Regions from separate parts of the Homo sapiens genome. Here region 1 is linked to region 2. The links are chromatin loops, found by intact Hi-C in ENCODE. Cell type or tissue: heart left ventricle. All regions are shown on one strand. Each heading gives the region's core, and the rest is flanking DNA. Links, peaks and the distances in the headings are about the cores only. Region 1 overlaps ARMH3 (armadillo like helical domain containing 3). Region 2 overlaps ARMH3 (armadillo like helical domain containing 3).

Region 1 (9,624 bases), core at 3,576-7,575, 97 kb after region 2:
CTAAAATAGGGGTAGCTACTACTATAAAGACACATGCACATGTATGTTCACTGCAGCACTATTCACAATAGCTAAGACATGGAACCAACCCAAATGCCCATCAATGATAGACTGGATCAAGAAAATGTGGTACATATACACCATGAAATACTATGCAGCCAGAAAAAGGAATGAGATCATGTCCTTTGCAGCGACATGGATGAAGCTGGAAGCCATCATCCTCAGCAAACTAACACAAGAACAGACAACCAAACACTGCATGCTCTCACTCATAAGTGGGAGCTGAACATTGAGAACACATGCACACAGAGAGGGGAACAACACACACTAGGGCCTGTTGGGGGGTTGGGGGGTGAGGGGAGGGAACTCGGAGGATGGGTCAATAGGCCATGGCACGCATATACCTATGTAACAAACCTGCACATTCTGCACATGTAATCGTTTTTTTGTTTTTTTAAGAAGAAATAATGAAAAAAAAAGAAAAAGAAAAAAAACAGGGGTAGCTAATTTCTTGGGCTTCTTACCAGAGGAGAAAAGAAGAAAGCAGAGAAAACACTACTAACCTCTCTCTGCAGAATGAGAGCCAGAGACACCAGGTAGAGGAATTAAAATGCCTAACAACTGACCAGGCTTGGTGGCTCACGCCTGTAATCCTAGCACTTTGGGAGGCTGAGGCAGTAGGACTGCTTGAGGCCAAGAGTTCAAGACCAACCTGGCCAACATAGTGATAGCCCGTCTTAAAAATAAATAAATAAACAAAATGCCTAACAACGTACCAAGGATACAAGTGAATTGAACTAAATTTATAAGCTAAAGTCCTAAAATTACTCTTCTCCAGATATTTTCATAGCACTCCGAATAATAAGCCTCCATTGCTACCTTATTAGCTTATTCTACTTGCTCCATTATTCACATCTCTCTCTGTTCTTCTCACTCCCTAAGTGGTCTTGCAGGAGCCTCTCAGACAGAATTTAGTAAAAACTATTTAAACAGTACTCTCTTAAAAGACTTGGGTACAGGCCGGGCATGGTGGCTCACGCCTGTAATCCCAGCACTTTGGGAGGTAGAGGCGGGTGGATCACGAGGTCAGGAGATTGAGACCATCTTGGCTAGCACGGTGAAACCCCGTCTCTATCTAAAAATACAAAAAATTAGCTGGGCGCGGTGGTGGGTGCCTGTAGTCCCAGGTACTCGGGAGGCTGAGGCAGGAGAATGGCGTGAACTTGCAGTGAGGTGGAGCTTGCAGTGAGCCAAGATCGCACCACTGCACTCCAGCCTGGGCGACAGAGCGAGACTCTATCTCAAAAAAAAAAAAAAAAAAAAAAACAAAGACTGGGGTACCTTCAGCAGTGATATTAAAAATATTTTACAGGCCGGGTATAGCGGGTATAGTGGCTCACACCTGTAATCCCAGCACTTTGGGAAGCCAAGGTGGGTGGATCACCTGAGGTCAGGAGTTTGACACCAACCTAGTCAACATGGTGAAATGCCATCTCTACCAAAAAAAAAACACAAAAATTGGCCAGGAGTGGTAGTGCAGGCCTGTAATCCCAACTACTTGGGAGGCTGAGGCACAAGAATTGCTTGAACCCGGGAGGCGGAGGTTACAGTGAGCTGAGATTGCGCCATTGCACTCCAGCCTAGATGCCAGAGTAAGACTGTCTCAAAAAAAGAAAAAAACATGTATTTTACAAACCGTACAGAAAAATAATCTATAAATCAATACATACATGGAAAAATTTTAAGTCATTCCCTTTTATTCTCTAATAAACTAACCTTGTGATATTGTAAAAAGGGTCCCCAACACCCAGGCCATGGACGAGTACTGGTTAGAAACCAGGCTGCACAGCAGGAGGTGAGTGGCAGGTGAGCAAGGGAAACTTCAACTGTATTTACAGCTGCTGCCCATGGTCTGCATTACCACCTGAACTCTGCCTCCTGTCAGATCAGTGGCAGCATTAGATTCTCATAGGAGCACAAACCCTATTGTGAACTGCGCATGCAAGGGATCTAGGTTGTGGCTCCTTATGATAATCTAATGCCTCATGATCTGTCACTGTCTCCCATCACTCCCAGACAGGACCATCTAGTTGCAGGAAAACAAGCTTAAGGCTCCCACTGATTCTACATTATGGTGAGTTACAGAATTATTTCATTATATATTACGATGTAATAATAACAAATAAAATACACAATAAATGTTATGCACTTGGATCATCTCGAAACCATCACTGCCCCCAGATCTGTGAAAAAATTGTCTTCCATGAAACTGGTTCCTGGTGCCAAAAAGGTTGGGGACCACTGTTCTAAAATATATATTTGGTCTTCAACCCTGTTTCCTGACATACAACTCCTAAAATCCTTAGAATCTCCAAAGTGATGTCTGTTTGTATGTTGAGGTGACTGACGGCTGGCCTCCCCTAGGTAGCTTCAGAATGAGGGTTGGTCACCAGGGAGACCAAGGCATGATTAGCGAGCTGGGCTTTCAGCCCTAGCCCTGACTTCCAGGGAGAGAAGAGGGGCTGAAGGTTAAGTTGATTACCAATGGCCAGTGGTTTTTATTTTATTTTATTTATTTTTTGAGACAAGGTCTCACTCTGTCACCTAGGCTGGAATGCAGTGGTGCAATCACGGCTCACCGCAGCCTTGACCTCCACGGCTCAAACCATCCTCCCTCCTCAGCCTCCCAAGTAGCTGGGACTACAAGCACACACTACCACACCTAACTAATTTTTGTAGAGACAAGGTGTCACCAAGTTGCTCAGGCTGGGCTCAAGTGATCCATCTACCTCAGCCTCCCAAAGTGCTAGGATTACAGGCATGAACCATGGCCAGCCAATGGTTTAATCAAACATGCCTACATAATGAAATCTCCATAAGAAACCAAAAGTACAGGGTTTGGAGAGCTTCTGGATAGCTAAACACATGGAGGCCTACAGGAAGGCGAACAAGAATTCATCTACGTGCAGGGAGGTTGGCACACCCCAACTCCATGGGGTCAGAAGCTCCTGGGCTCCAGACCCTTTCAGACCTCACCCTATGTATCTCTTCATCTGACTGTTTATATGTTTCTTTAAAATATCCTTTGTAATAAACTGGTAAATGTGTTTCCCTGAATTCTGTGAGCCACTCTAGCAAATTAATCAAACCTAAGGAGGAGGTTGTAGGAACCCCAATTTATAGCCGGTCCATCAGAAACACAGGCAAAATAACCTTGGGCTTCTGATTGGCTTTGAAAGCCAGGGGTAGTCTTAGGGACTGAGCCCTAAACCCATGGGATCTGAAACTACCTCCAGGTAGATAGTGTCAGAATTGAAATACAGTACACCCAGCTGCTATCTGCTACAGAACTGATTGCTTGCTTGGTGTGTAGGGACTAAACCCTCCCCACATTTGGTCATAGAAGTCTTCTGTGTTGATTGTCGTTGTTGAGTGAGAAAACAGAAAAAACACTATGTTTTTTTACACTCATAAGCCTGTACCAAAATTGCTTACCAAGTGACATAAGTTGCAATATAAATCATCCTAATTGTTTCCAAATAATTTGCTGATTTTTAGAAATTGTGATGTGATCCTGTTTGATACAGTTGTCACTTAATGATGCCCTTGTTTGAGCATGATTTGCCTTAGCAATCTACAAACTCATCTGTCAATTTTCCCATGAACTTGAGAGTCATGAGGTTCCTGGTGCTAATGGCTTTGTTGCAGCCAGCAAATGTGACTAGATGCTGCCCATACATGACTACCTATGCACACACAGTACATTCCTGAATGCCAGCACCTCTCGTATGGCCTGGGTCTGGACGGCCTATATTTGGCCCCCTTTGATAACGCCATCCCACCAACACTGAGCCACTCCAGAGCACCAATGAGATGCGACCTACATCCCCAACCCCTGCGGCCATCTATCCACATCCACTCCAGCACTGCTCCTAGATTCTGTTCCTGTCTCCACAGTCACCAACAGGTGACATCATTAGCCTTGTGGTTTCAATAATTTATACTATTTATCAAGCAGAATGAAAATTTTAACCACTGCTATGGCCTTAAAAATATATATATATACTGGAGGCCAGGCACAGTGGCTCACGCCTGTAATCCCAGCACTTTGGGAGGATGAGGCAGGTCGATCACGAGGTCAGGAATTCAAGACCAGCCTGGCCAAGATGGTGAAACCCCGTCTCTACCAAAAATACAAAAATTAGCCGGGCGTGGTGGTGCTTGCCTATAATCCCAGCTACTTGGGAGGTTGAGGCAGAGAATTGCTTGAACCTGGGAGGCGGAGGTTGCAGTGAGCTGAAATAGCACCACTGCACTCTATCCTGGGCAACAGAAAGAGACTCCATCTAAAAATATATATACACACACACACACACACACACACACACACACACGTGTACATATATATACACACATGTGTACATATATAAATATAATGTATATATACGTGTACACATATATGAATATATATGTGTGTATATATATACGTATATATGTATATATATACGTATATACATGTATATATACGTGTGTATATATATGTGTATATACGTATGTGTATATACGTATATACACACGTATATATACATGTATATACATATATATATACAGATCGCATGGGTTTATATATACACATATATGTATACATGTATATATAATACGTATATATACATACATACATGTGTATATGTGTGTGCATATATATATACTGGAGGCCAGGCATAGTGGTTCATGCCTGTAAATCCCAACATTTTGGGAGGCTGAGGCAGGGGGATCACTTGTGGCCAGGAGTTCAAGACAGCCTAGGCAACACAGCAAAACTCCCATCTCTACAAAAAATATAAAAATAGCCAGGCATGGTGGTGCAAGCCTGTAGTCCTAGTTACTCATGAGACTGAGGTGGGAGGATTGCTTGCACCCAGGAGTTCCAAGTTAGAGTGAGCCATAATCGTGCCACTGCATTACATCCTGGACGACAAAGCAAGACCCTGCCTCTAAAAAAAAATTACACACATAGGCCAGGCGCGGTGGCTCACTCCTGTAATCCCAGCACTTTGGGAGGCCGAGGTGGATGGGTCACCGGAGGTCAGGAGTTCAAGACCATCCTGGCCAACATGGTGAAACCCTGTCTCTACTAAAAATACAAAAAATTAGCCGGGTGTGGTGGTGGGCACCTGTAATCCCAGCTACTCAGGAAGCTGAGACATGAGAATCATTTGAACCTGGGGGGCGGAGGTTGCAGTGAGCCAAGATCATGCCACTGCACTCCAGCCTGGGCAACACAGAGACTCTGTCTCAAAAAAAAATAAAAATAAATGAAATAAAATACACACACACACACAAACACACACACACATATGTATGTACTGGCAGAATGACTCTAAATTTAGTGCTTCTTGTGGGGCTTCTTTCATGCTTGTAGCAATTTCCTATTTCAACACAAAATGAGTTCCACTTTCTCCTGAAATCTTCCTGTAGGACCCACTGAAGTCTGTACCTTTCTTCTGATGCCTACCTACAGGTTTGGAAATATGTGACTTAAGAAGAGTCCAAGTTTTCGATGTAAGAGTAACTTAAAGGAAAATTTACTCTCCCAGAGACTATATCCCCTCACTCCCCAATCCTGTGGTGGCAGTGAGAGTGGCAGCAAGAATCAAGGAGTACAGCTAGGAGGTGAAAGTAATTGGTTCGGTTTTGCTACCTCTTAACTGCTCCAGGCAAGACCTTTCTTTTTTTTTTTTTCTTCAGTATAAGCACCTTCCCCCATCATTACCTACAGCATTCACACACAGATGTGAAATTGTTTCATTTCTGACCCAGATTCTGGCTTTGAGTATTAAGTCTTTCCAAACTCCATATTTCTTCATATTTCACTAGGAAGATTATAAACTTATCTGAAATGGCAGAAATTCATTTTGCTTTCAATTTCTCATTCTGCTGTATACTGCCGAAAAGGGGTACATAATGAGAAGTGAGAGCAGCAGCCTGGCCTGCTGCCCAGCTGGAAGCAGGAAGTTCACCTGATAAGGACTTGATGCTTCAAATTCTAAAAACTGGAAAGGGAGCTAGAAGTGGGGGAAGGAAGATCTGGAAACATGCCCAGGGGTAGTAATGAAGAAAGTGAATTCAGCCTGAGGGTGGGACCTTCTGCCCAGCCTCTGTCAACTTGATGCCTCGTTATCTTCTCCATCTTCCCTAACCCCAGGGCAGTAAATTAAGGAGCAGGTGGAAAAAGCGCCTAAGAAAGCAAGGCAAGATAAAAACTCTTTTGAGGGTGAAGTTATGAACAAGGGCGAGGAGGGAGTTAGAACATTTGGGTAGACCAGGTTCATTGGCTAGAAATGTGGGGGTTTGGGTAAACAGATAATATACCTGTAACTTTACAGTAATGAACATACAATCTTATCATATCAGCCCCACCTTCAACTGTTCCTCATCATCCACTTAATCTTGGGCAAGCTTTTTTTCTACTCTCTTATCCTCCCTCCATGCACTCTACACTCTAACCACCTGGAATTATGCTCTATTCTCCAAACATACCACATTTTCTAGCCTCCAAGCACCTAAACATGCTGGTCCCCTACGTGGTATGTCCTTCCCTGACTCCTCCACACAGAAAATCCCTAGTGTTTCTTCATGACTCAGGTCAAATGCAACCTTCCGATATCTTCTCTAATGCTCCAGTCAGCATAGTCACTCTATACAAATCTTTCCTCCATCACTTATCACAGACATGATTAAGAGAACAGCCTCCGGGGTCAGACATGAATTTTAACCTTAGTTATGCAGCTTACTAGCTGTGCAACTGTGGTACCAGCCTGCAAGATGGACCCCAATCTGGTATTCACACACTCATATAGTCCCTTTCCACATTGCAACAGGGTTGGTCTGTGTGACCATTAGAAATGATATGTTACTTGAGATTAGGTTATACATGATACTATGGCTTCCATCCTGGGCTCTCGCTCCCCTTTTCTCTCTTAGATTAACTGCTTTGGGGAAAGACAGCTGCCATGCCTACCAACCCTACGGAGAGACCCACGTGGTGAAGAACTGAGGCTTACCAACAACCATTAGGTGAGCCTGAAAGCAGATTTTTGAGCCCCAGTAGAATCTCAGATACTTGCTGCCCCAACTAACCTGGTCATCATCTTATTTTAATAAAGTTTAAGCCTTAAGGTTTTTTTTAATTCTTTGCCACTTCTGCATTCTTCTCTTTAACACTCTTTAAGAAAAGCTGTGCCACGTTAATGTGATCCTCAAGTATGCATATTACCTTTATTCCTTAAAAAGCATCCTTTTGAGAGGCCCTATGCCAAAACTATCCAGTTAAGTTTCTCCTGGATTCCTGAACCACAGAAACTGTGAGGTGATAAATGTTTGTTTTAAACCACTACGTCTAGGGTAGTTTGTTACACAGCAGTAGATAACTAATACACCTGGGAATGTAACAGTTCAGAATTTATAGTAAGAAAATTTGGGTTCAAATCTAGGCAATGATGCTTACTAACAGAATAACCCTGGGCAAAGTAATTAATCTCCTGAGCCTCAGTTTCCTTTCTTTTAAAATGAAAAAATTGAAACTACAGTAATACGTGTTACAAAGTAAATAGCACATCCTAAAACTAGGATATAAAATAAGCCAGAAATAAAGTCCATAGCAAAAACAAATCTGAACCCTAAGATAATGAAGTTCAGGGACCCCAGCTAAAATAAGCTGAACACTCATCTGTTAAGTGTTATAAAAAGCAACTGTTCATGGTCTTTGAATTGAAATAAAGGATCAGACTTACTTCTAAACACCCAAAAGGTATGGAAAAATGCAAACTGCAACCTACTTACCTAAAAGTAAAATTTGTATCATTATTTCAGACCTACGAAAGCAAGACTATATAGTTTATAAGCAATCTAAGAAGCCGGAAGGTTGGGCACAGTGGCTCACGCCTGTAATCCCAGCACTTTGGGAAGCCAAGGCAGGCAGATCACCTAAGGTCAGGAGTTCTAGACCAGCCTGGCCAATGTGGTGAAACCCTGTCTCTACTAAAAAATACAAAAATTAGCCAACATGGTGGTGCGCGACTGTAGTCCCAGCTACTCGGGAAGCTGAGGCAGGTGAATCACTTGAATCCAGGAGGCAGAGGTTGCAGTGAGCTGAGATCATGCCACTGCACTCCAGCCTAGGCAACAGAATAAGACTCTGTCTCAAAAAAAAAAAAAAAAAAAAAAAGCAAGCTAGAGGTCTACTCTATTTAGACTGAAATCCTTTATACCTCCCTAGATCCCAGGCCTGGCACTGCAATGGGCTTTACTCAATTTGCTGTTCACCAAATTACCCTCTTGCCCAAAAATCGGAGGGAGCAATTCTGATGTCACACTCAATTCAGATGTTTTATAAGGACTAAAGATAATATACATATTTGAGATCACATTAATGTGGCACAGCTGTTCTTGGGTGTTAAAGAGAAGAATGTAGGAGGAGTGGCAAAGGAGAAACAAAACTCTTAAGGTTTAAACTTTATTAAAATATGATAATGGCTAGGTGTAATGGCACACACCTGTAGTCCCAGCTACTTTGGGAGGCTGAGGTGGGAGGACTGCTTGAGCCTAGGAGTTGAAGACCAGCCTGGGCAACACAGTGAGGCCCTGTCACAAAGTAAAAAGAAAATATGATGATTCTGAGTTGCCTCCAGTTGTGCTCATTATAAAGAATTGTGATGGTCGGCCAGGTGTGGTGGCTCATGCCTGTAGTCCCAGCACACTGGGAGGCTGAAGTGGGCGGATCACCTGAAGTCAGGAGTTAGAGACCAGCCTGGCCAAGATGGTGAAACCCCATCTCTAGTAAAAATACAAAAATTAGCAGGGCATGGTGGTGTGCACCTGTAATCCCAGCTACTTGGGAGGCTGAGGCAGAAGAATCACTTGAACCTGGGAAGCAGAGGTTGCAGTGAGCCGAGATCATGCCACTGCACTCCAGCCTAGGCAACAGAGTGAGACTCCGTCTCAAAACAAAAACAAAAACAAAAACAAAAAACTGTGATGGTCAAACAGTTCTCCTCAGGAGGCAGGACTCTCCCGGCGAGGCCACTGGAGACATAATCTGCCCAGATAATAGGGCTCCAGCTAGGCTGTCAGGACAATGTAGGCTAAGAATGGATCAGAAGCGCTATCTCTCTCTAAATTCGTCCTACCTAATGCGAAAGCTCAGAGACAACTAAGTGGTCTGCTGGTATTGCATATCTTTGATTACAACAGACCCCTGCGATCACTATATTCATGTGTCGGCTCCCTCTTCATGCAGTGTGCCTAGAAGTGATCATGCGGATATGTGCAGAATCCACATTGTGGTTTGTGCTTATTACCTCTTCTGAAAAGATGTACAGATCCAGGCCAGAAAATGTTCCCTAACACTTCTCCACATGCAAATGTGTTTTTCTTAAAGTATACACAGACCATGAACTTTCTTTTTTTTTTTTTTTTTTTCCCAGACAGAGTCTTCGCTCTGTCGCCCAGGCTGGAGTGCAGTGGCACAATCTCAGCTGACTGCAAGCTCCGCCTCCTGGGTTCACGCCATACTCCTGCCTCAGCCTCCCAAGTAGCTGAGACTACAGGCGCCCACCACTGCGC
Region 2 (9,624 bases), core at 3,172-7,171:
TGTTAAATACAAAAAGAGGTCAAAATGCCCTTACCTAATGCTGTATATAAAAATTAACTCAAAATGGATTAAATATCTAAACATAAGAGCTAAAACTAAACTCTTAGAAGAAAACATAGGGGAAAAGCTTCATAACATTAGATTTGGCAATAACTTCTTGGACTTCTTGGATTTGACACCAAAAGCACAGGCAACAACAACAACAAAAACAAAACAAAACAAACAAACAAAAAAAAACAGGCAAATTGGACTTCACCAAAGTTTTTAAAAGCTTATGCATAAAGGACACTAACAATAGAGTAAAAAGACAAACCACAGAATGGAGTAGAGTATTTGCAGATCAGATATCTAATGAGGAATTAACATCCAGAATATATAAAGAATTCCTAACAGTTAACAACAACAAAAAAATTCCCCAATTAAGAAATGTGCAAAGGACTTGAAAAGAATTTCTCCAAAGATGATCTACAAATGGCTAATATGTACATGAAGAGATGCTCAATATATCATTAGGTAAATGCAAATCAAAACTACAATGAGATACTACGTCATACCCATTAGGATGGCTATTAAAAAAAAAACAGAAAACAAGTGTTGGCAAGGATGTGGAGAAATTGGGATGTAAAATGGTACAGCCAATCTGAGAAACAGTCTGGCAGTTCCTCAAAATGTTAAACATAGAATTATCCTGTGATCCAGCAATTCCACTTCTGAGTATATACACAAAAGAATTGAAAGCAGGGACTCCAACACATAGTTGTAATACGCCAATGTTCAAAAGCAACATTATTCATAATAGCTGAAAGGTGGAGATAACCCAAATGTCCACCAATGGATGAATAAACAAAATGTATATACATGCAATGGAATATTATTAAACCTTAAAAAGGAACAAAATTGTGGCACATGGTACAATATGGATGAATCTTGAATACATGATGCTAAGTGAAATAAGCTTGTCACAAAAGTCCAAATACTGTATGATTCCATTAAAGTACCTAGAATAGTCAAATTCATAGAGACAGAGTAGAACAGTGGTTATCAGGGGCTCAGGGTAGGGGAAATGGGGAGTAACTGTTTAATGGATATAGAGTTTCAGTATGGAATGATGAAAAAGCCCTGGAGAGAAGGAGAGCAGAGATGGTTGCACAACAATGTGAATGTATTTAATGCCACTGAACTGTACACTTAAAAAGGGTTAAAATGGGCTGGGCACAGTGGCTCACGCCTGTAATCCCAGCACTTTGGGAGCCCGAGGCGGGTGGATCACCTGAGGTCAGGAGTTTTGAGACCAGGCTGGCCAACATGGTGAAACCCCATCTTTACTAAAAAATACAAAAAATTAGCTGAGCGTGGTGGTGGGTGCCTGTAATCCCAGCTACTAGGGAGGCTGACGCAGGAGAATTGATTGAACCCGAGAAGCAGAGGTTGCGGTGAGCCAAGATCGCGCCATTGCACTCCAGCCTGGGCAACAAGGGCAAGACTCCATCTCAAAAAAAAAAAGGGGGTTAAAATGGTAAATTTTATGTTATGTATATTCTACCACATATAAAAAAAAAAGAGGTAAAAATGAACAAGCTTCACAATTAACCCCAGACAAATATAGCACCTGCATATATACCATAAAAATACATACAGTTTATTACATTAAAAAAATGTATGACCAGGCTGGGTGCAGTGGCTCATGCCTGTAATGCCAGCACTTTGGGAGGCTAAAGCAGGTGGCTCATTTGAGGTCAGGAGTTCAAGACCAACCTGGCAAACATGGCGAAACCCTACTTAAAAAAAACAAAAATCAGCCAGGCATGGTGGCATGCACCTCTAATCCCAGCTACCTGGGAGGCTGAGGCAGGAGAATCGCTTGAACCCAGGGGACAGAGGCTGCAGTGAGCCAAGATCGTGCCACTGTACTCCAGCCTGGGTGACAGAGTGAGACTCTGTCTCAAAAACAAACAAACAAAAAAGAATGATCCTTCAGTCACATTGAGGGTATCAACTGATTAAAAACTTTATCACGAATGATGAAGCCAATGACAATTAACAAAAAAATGTCATTTACCTTCTGGATGTCTGAAAAGAAACCCCAGTGTGAAAGGCTGGGCTTTGTTTAATATGCAATAATGGATTTACAAGTACCACCTTGAAATGCCTCAAACAGAGGCTGGAATGTGTCTAGGGGTTGTCAGAATTCAAGAATTCACAAATCTCTTTGCCAGAAAAAAATGGCAGGCTGGGCAGGCAGACATAGGAAAGTGCCCTGTCTTCTCTGCTAACTTACTAAATGTAACAAATTCCATTTAACATCTATCCATGCTCTTTAGGTTTTATTTTAGGGGTACTTTAGAATCTATTGAGGATTAAGTTCTTGACTTTTTTCTCTACTCAGTCTGCTGCTAACAACTGCAGGGCCCTACTGCAATCCATAAAACTAGCTCTTTGAGAGGCCATGAATACTGTTAACATTAAGTGACATTCACATTAATGCTCATAAGTGAAGGGAGAGAAGTGCTCCAACACATGCTGGAGATTAACAAGGCAGTCAAATACCTCTAATCTGATAGTGCTGAGAATAAACCAAGTGTACTGTAATGCTGTCATTTAGCACCCTTCAAAATCAGTTAGAGAAGAGAAGCAACAACTATTTTGAGGGTGGCTCTCAAGAAGGTCCCAGAATAGTATCACCCTCCTCCAAACCCCCAAGTGAAAAGGACTATTAAAAGAGGTAATGAGTACACAAAGACTCCATGAGAGCAATGACTAAGATTATTCACCACTGATCCCCACTTACCTTAGCACCACAACTTATATTATAGAAGGTATACAATAATAATGATAATTATTATTATTACTATTATTTTGAGACAGGGTCTCATTGTCACCCAGGCTGGAGTGCAGTGGCATGATCACAGCTTACTGCAGCTTCAACCTCCCTGGGTTCACCTCAGCTCCCACCTCAGCCTCCCAAGTTGCTGGGACTACAGGTGCACACCACCACGTCTGGCTAATTTTTCTTTCTCTCTCTCTCTCTTTTTTTTTTTTTTTTTTTTTTTGTAGAGACAGCTTCACCATGTGGTACAGGGTGGTCTTGAATTCCTGGGCTCAAGCAATCTGCCCACCTCAGCCTCCCAAAGTGCTGGGATTACAAGTGTGAGCCACCGCACCCAGCAGGTATACAATTACATATTGACCAAGTAAATCAATCTTGCTATCCTTTCCCCATTCTCCTATGAAATCCCTCTCCATTGAAATCGCTTCGTCTCTGGCCTGCGCACTCTTTTTGAGAGGCACTTTCATCATTTCATTTAACTTTGAAAGAAGTTGGAGGAGGCTGAGGACACGTGCTTGCTAATCATCCTTTCACAGATTGCCTTGTGTGCCAGAAAGGATTTTTATTATTGGTCTGTGGCAGCTACTGCTGGAGAAAGATTTCAGCTTGACCTTCCCAAGCTGCTGGGGGATGAATACTGCACGTGGCTGACAGAGTAAATGTCTCCTTTTTTTTTTTTTTAAAAAAAAAAAAAAGCTTTTAGACTAACCAGAGCTCACTGTGGTAGGAAAGTCACCCCTTCTCTTACTGCATAAAACTCAAGATGTTGAATTATTTTGCATAAAAATGATATAGTAAAATTAATGTGAACTAGTCCAACAAGAAAATGGTAGCATCACAAAGCACCTCACAGACAGCACAGCATCAAAGAACAGGATTCAGGATAGCTCCACAGGCAGAGAGGAAAAAAGGAAATGAAGGCCATTTATAAAAGCAGTTTTAAATGTGAGGATGGATTCTCACAGCTGGGCTCACAAAAGAGAACAAATATGTCAAAGGGAACAACTGACAGACTAATAGAGTCCTATCCATCTGGCTGAGAAAAGAGCCACTGGTGGGAATACTGAGAAGCTTGTCTATTAGGAAAAAGGCTTGCTTGGTGCTTCACTGGGAGAACTGAATAGCTTTGAGGAACACTGAAACACATGGTCAAATCATAGCTGGCTGGCTGGCTCTGCCAGCAAGAAGCTCAAACAAGGGTTACAAAGATGCACTGGCAAAAAAGGAAGAACAGGGCACATATGGTCTTCCTACTGGCTTGGGGTCTATACCCTGGCCCCTCCAATTTGGGAGTAGGATGAAAAGGAAAGGGAACCATGTGAATAGGATGTCTTATTTAGTGCTTTTTAAAAAAGGACTCAAGAGTTTCATTTTGACACATCAAGTTCAATCCCATGCCACGCTAACGCCTCATCTGTACTTTTATATAATGCAGAGCTGAGTGCAGGCACTCTGGGAGAAGGGGAAATCAGGCCAGATTTAAAGAAAACAAAGACACAAGGCTATCTGCATCTCTAACTCAGTCCATACCACAGAAAAACCTCCTCAAAAATAATTGCTCAAGGCAAAGAGAACTCAATTACTAAGGAAAATCTGTCCCAATGAGGGCTCATGTTTTAACGAGCCAAATAGCTTCAAATTAAGCTGAACTCAGGGTTTTTCTAATTGGCAGTTTCATCCATTTCTAAGTTCTCATTTCTTATTTTCAAAAATCAAAATGACTCTCTGCCTAAAATTTTAAAAAAAGAAATGCCTTATCACACTCTAAAACAAATAATTCACCAGATTTTCACCTACATATCTTCTATATAATTAACAAACCCTTCAGATGGCACAAACGCAGACAGCATCACTCTGTATTAAAAGTACTATCAACCAACCCCACACTAATTCCTCTCAGCAGCCTGGCCCTGGTCACTACCACAAAAGCTCAGTCACAGAATCCCCCTGCCATCAGAGAGAAGGCAACTGCTTGATCCTAGCCACCAACTAGGTCATCTGGGGAAAGTAGTGGCTTACCTGCTCCTCTGACAGTTGGGATATGTGATTCACAGCAGCGTAGGACTCAATTTTGGGGTTAAAGTGGTTGATGATGGCTCTGAAACAAAGAATTCGTATTAATATGGTGCCAGATAGAAGAGGTGGATACATCTGTTAAAAAATAAGGATCAAGTACCCTCTGGTTTAGAGTACTAGAGCATGGGACCGATTGTGACTGGGTAACTTCCTCTTATTGAACATGAGGTAGTCACAAATGGGGGTGAATTGATAACTCTGAAGTGGGAAGGATTTACTATTAGACAGAAAATAGAATCAAGCATCTCTGCTCTGCAAATGAACTAACGGAAAAAACCCAAAGCCAAACAAAAATATTGAGTCCTTCAGATGAGAAAGGGAACCCAGAGGGCTGTCCACTAGGGGGCCCTGGTGCTTCAATCAGAAAGAAAAGCTGTCTTGTCTGACTTGGGAGAACAGGGCACTCAGTAAAGCTGGGCCAACAACATATAGGCTAAATAGAAGCAATCTTCATACTTGTTAGTAAATAGTTTCAAACCAAAATTTTATATCCGGCCATTCAACCCAAAAGCTGAGTGTCATTTTAAAACACTCCCTTCTCCATCACTTAGTCACATCCAAAATTACCTAGTCTTATCAAATCTACCTCTTAAAAATCTCTGAAATCTGAAATAAATTTCCCTGAAACCAGTGCCTTGGTATAGGTCTTTGTCATTTCTTGCCTGGTGTAGCAAAAAGAACACAGGTTTTAGATCAGGGTTTTACATGAGTCCATATGAATATAAATGATTCATAGAGAGAGACAAATCTCTTTTTTTCATATATATATATATATTTATTTATATTTATATTTTAGACAGGGTGTCACTCTGTTACCAAGTCTGGAATGCAGTGGCACAATCATGGCTCACTGCATCCTTAACCTCCCAGGCTCAAGCGATCCTCCCACCTAAGCCTCCCTAGCAGCTGGGACTACAGGCATGTGCCAGCATGCCCGGCTAATTATTTTTGTATTTTGTTGGTAGAAACACGGTTTTGCCATGTCGCCCAGGCTCAAGCCTGGGCTCAAGCAATCCACAGGTCTCCACCTCCCAAAGTGCTGGGATTATAGACATGAGCCACAGCGGCTGGCCAACAAATCTTTCTCATAGAACAATTTCAAATAATATATGTAGATACTTCTCCCTATAGGAAATGAAGTTTATTTCTCATTCCTGAGGGTGGGCTAGATTTAGTGATTTATTGCCAAAGACTAGAGTAGCAAATGGGAAACACAGTAACTTTATAGCAAAGAAGCCTGGTAAACACTACCTTAACCAAATGATGAAGCTGTAGATTGCCAGTGATATCATGTAGATACCATGTAACCCTTGGTATGATCTGATGAGAAGGGCACTTAATATCTCAATCTAATCACAAGAAAAATATCAGACAGGGGACATTCTACAGGATACCTGACTGGTATTTTTTTTTTTTTTTTTTTTGAGACAGGGTCTCACTTTGTCATCCAGGCTGGAGTGCAGTGGCACAAACATGGCTCACTACAGCCTCCATCTCCTTGGCTCAAGCAATCCTCCCACTTCAGCCTCCCAAGTAGCTGGGACTACAGGCATGTGCCACCATGTCTGGCTAATTTTTGTATTTTTTGTAGAGATGGGGTTTTGCCAGATTGCCCAGGCTGGTCTCAAACTCCTGAGCTCAGGCAGTCCTCCCTCCTCACCTCCTAAAATGCTGGGATTACAGGCATGAGCCATTGCTCCTGACGCTGACTGGTAGTTTCTTTCTTTCTTCCTTTTTTTTTTTTGAGACGGAGTTTTGCTCTTGTTGCCCAGGCTGGAGTGCAATGGTGCGATCTCAGCTCCCTGCAACCTCCACCTTCCGGGTTTAAGCAATTCTTCTGCCTCAGCTTCCCAAGAAGCTGGGATTACAGGCCCCCGCCACCATGACCAGCTAATTTTGTATTTTTAATAGAGATGGGGTTTCACCACATTGGCCAAGCTGTTCTCAAACTCCTGACCTTTCAGGTGATCCACTCACCTTGGTCTCCCAAAGTATTGGGATTACAGGTGTGAGCCACCGTGCCCAGCCAGTACTTTCTTAAGACTCTAAAAGTCATGAAAAACAAGAGTTGAGAAATTGTCACAAATCACTGGGGAGATATGACAATTAAATGCATATCCTGGAATGGACCCTGGCACAGCAAGAGGACATTAATGGAAAAACTGGTAAAATCTAATTAAAATACGGAATTTAGTTAATAATAATGCCAGTTACTTAGTGTTGATACATGTACCTTGGTGACATAAAATGACGGAAATTAGGCTGAGGGTATCCAGGAACTCTGTGGATTATCTTTTTACTTTTTCTATAAATCTAAAATTATTCCAAAACAGAAAGTTTATTAAAATGGGTAGTGTGGGCTAGGCGTGGTGGCTCACGCATGTAATTCCAGCACTTTGAGAGGCTAAGGTGAGCGGATCACTTGAGCCCAGGAGTTCAAGATCAGCCTGGGTAACATGGTGAAACCCTGTCTCTACAAAAAATACAAAAAAATTTAGCCAGGTGTGGTGGCACACACTTGTGGTCCCAGCTACTTGGGAGGCTGAGGTGGGAGGATCACTTAAGCCTGGGAGACAGAGGTTTCAGTGAGCCAAGATTGTGCCACTGCACTCCAGCCTGGGTGACATAGTGAAACCCTGTCTCCCCGCAAAAAACCCCACCCAAAATCAACAACAACAACAAAATGGGTGCGTGGGCTGGGTGCAGTGGCTCACAACTATAATCCCAGCACTTTGGGAGGCTAAGGTGGGCGGATTACTTGAACCCAGGAGTTCGAGACCAGCCTGAGCAACATGGTGAGACCTTGTCTCTACAAAATAAAAATAATAATAATAATAAGCCAGGGCCAGGTGTGGTGGCATTTGCCTGTAGTCTCAGCTACTTGGAAGGCTGAAGTGGGAGGATCACTTGAGCCCAGGGGGATGAGGCTGCAGTGAGTGGTGTTTGTGCTACCACGCTCCAGCCTGGGCAATATAACGAGACCTTCTCTCAAAAATAAAAAATAAAATGTGTGCACGTGTGTATGTGTGTTTGTGTGTGTGTATGTATGAGCTAGCATAACAAATCACTATTTTATAGCTTCTTGATAGTAAAGAATTATAGAACCATTTAATCTAATTCAGGTAATAAAAGTATAAACCAAAAACTTAAAAAAAAATACCAATCCCAGCACTTATCATAGTACCTGGGAATAGTCTATTGCAGCCATATAAGAAATATTTGTTGAAAGAGGGCTAAATCTTAGAGGGTACATTTGTAAAATTTATCTAACATAATATATAACATTTATAGTACATATAATAAAAACTTGGAAAAGCAACGCCAAACATCTAACCCAATGCCTGGTACACAGCTTGTGCTCAATAAATATTCAATAAGTGAATAAACCAAATACGACAGACATGAGTCAGGAGCAAGAAAAGAGTTCTGACAACTTATTTTTCCAGAAACTACCAAGAGAGCTGGAGATAATATCTGCAAGTTAAGGCTGAGGTTTGCTCTAATTCCAAAGTAGGAAAGAATTTTATGACCAAGTGGGGGTCAAACATTTTTCTCAATCAGAGAGCAAGGCTCAAGGATGTTGGCAGAGATGACCACAGCCCATAAGCAGAAAGGAAAACCAGGACCCTAAACCCAATGAGAAGGTAGGTGAAGCAAGTTTAGAGAACTGATAATCCCACTGATCCTAGCAGCAGCACCAATTTAAAGTTCACTCAGGGTGGAGTCTGAGTCATAGGGTTTAGTGTCCAGGACCAACACGATTGAAGGAAAGGAGCTTCAGTAGTCAAATCAATCTACCATTAGACCACAGGTATCTTCGAAAAAGATTTTGCACTCTGTAAATGCATCCACATTTTATGCTTTTTTAGGTTTTGTTTTTTGTTTTTTTAAATCAGGCTTTCCTTACATTTCTTAGGAAATTTTTTTTTTAAATTCCTGTCTCAACTGAACTAGAGGTTTTGTTCTTGTTTTTTATTATTATTATTATTTTATTCTTGCCTAGGTTTGGAGAATACAGAGGTCCAAGTACCCTAGCTTCTGTCTGGGTGGAATGTTAGCAGCCACCGGGGCAACCCAGTGGAGCTAGTGAGGTTGGAACAGTGAAATAATCCCTGGGAATGGAATTGCTGGGGATCTAATTCTCTTGCCTTTCTATCTGAGTAGTTCTTTCACAAGGAAACAAAGCAAGGACATAAGACAGGAAAAAAAAAGAGAGAGGAAGAAGAGAGGGAAGGGGAAAAGGAAAGAGGAAAGAAAGGGGAGGGGACTGGGAGGCAGGGAGGGAGGGAGTGAGGGAGAGAAAGGAAAACCTAGAAGGCATTACCTTCAAAATGTACACTTGTTTCCTTCCCTTCTCACCATTACACTTATCAGGTGTCAGCTGGCTCTATGGGTGACCTGTTCTTCATACTGCAGGACATACATGCTGATATTGTTTGGGCAAACTTATCCTGAGGGTATTTACCACTCTGGGAATATATATTTGGAATGAAGATAAAATCATCTTCCAACCTGCCCTGTGACAATCTCATCTCAGAACTTCAGATCTAAGCAGGTGATTAAGGTCTCCCACCAGGCAGGCTGAGAAACTGTTTAGAAACCTGAGTAAGGTGGAACAGTCTAGATTCAGTTAGTAGTCTCTAACTCAGTACCCACAAAGGCAGTATATGTGTCGGCCTTATGTTTTTTTTGCTGTTTCTTTGGGACTGTTATCTGCAAAA

What was found. Peaks named below come from ENCODE experiments on the same cell type or tissue, not always from the same donor. Only the 100,000 strongest peaks of a DNase experiment are listed, where the experiment ranks them.
Region 1: a loop joins it to region 2, with 4 times the contacts of the local background. A loop is called at or near these places in 2 of 110 quality-filtered maps.

What each region holds. Positions count from the first base shown.
Region 1 is chr10:101,980,719-101,990,342 of GRCh38, forward strand. The region is part of intron 19 of ARMH3 (armadillo like helical domain containing 3); the gene reads right to left. Among named protein-coding and RNA genes, the nearest start is that of ARMH3, 71 kb to the right of the region's middle. In heart left ventricle, for the core only: no CTCF peak of the experiment used is centred there; a DNase peak (open chromatin) is centred at 5,995.
Region 2 is chr10:101,884,566-101,894,189 of GRCh38, forward strand. ARMH3 (armadillo like helical domain containing 3) reads right to left here. Exons shown (of 26, transcript NM_024541.3): 24 at 4,847-4,925. Among named protein-coding and RNA genes, the nearest start is that of KCNIP2, 46 kb to the left of the region's middle. In heart left ventricle, for the core only: a CTCF peak has its summit at 5,236 (motif pointing right); a DNase peak (open chromatin) is centred at 5,236; H3K27ac peaks cover 701 bases.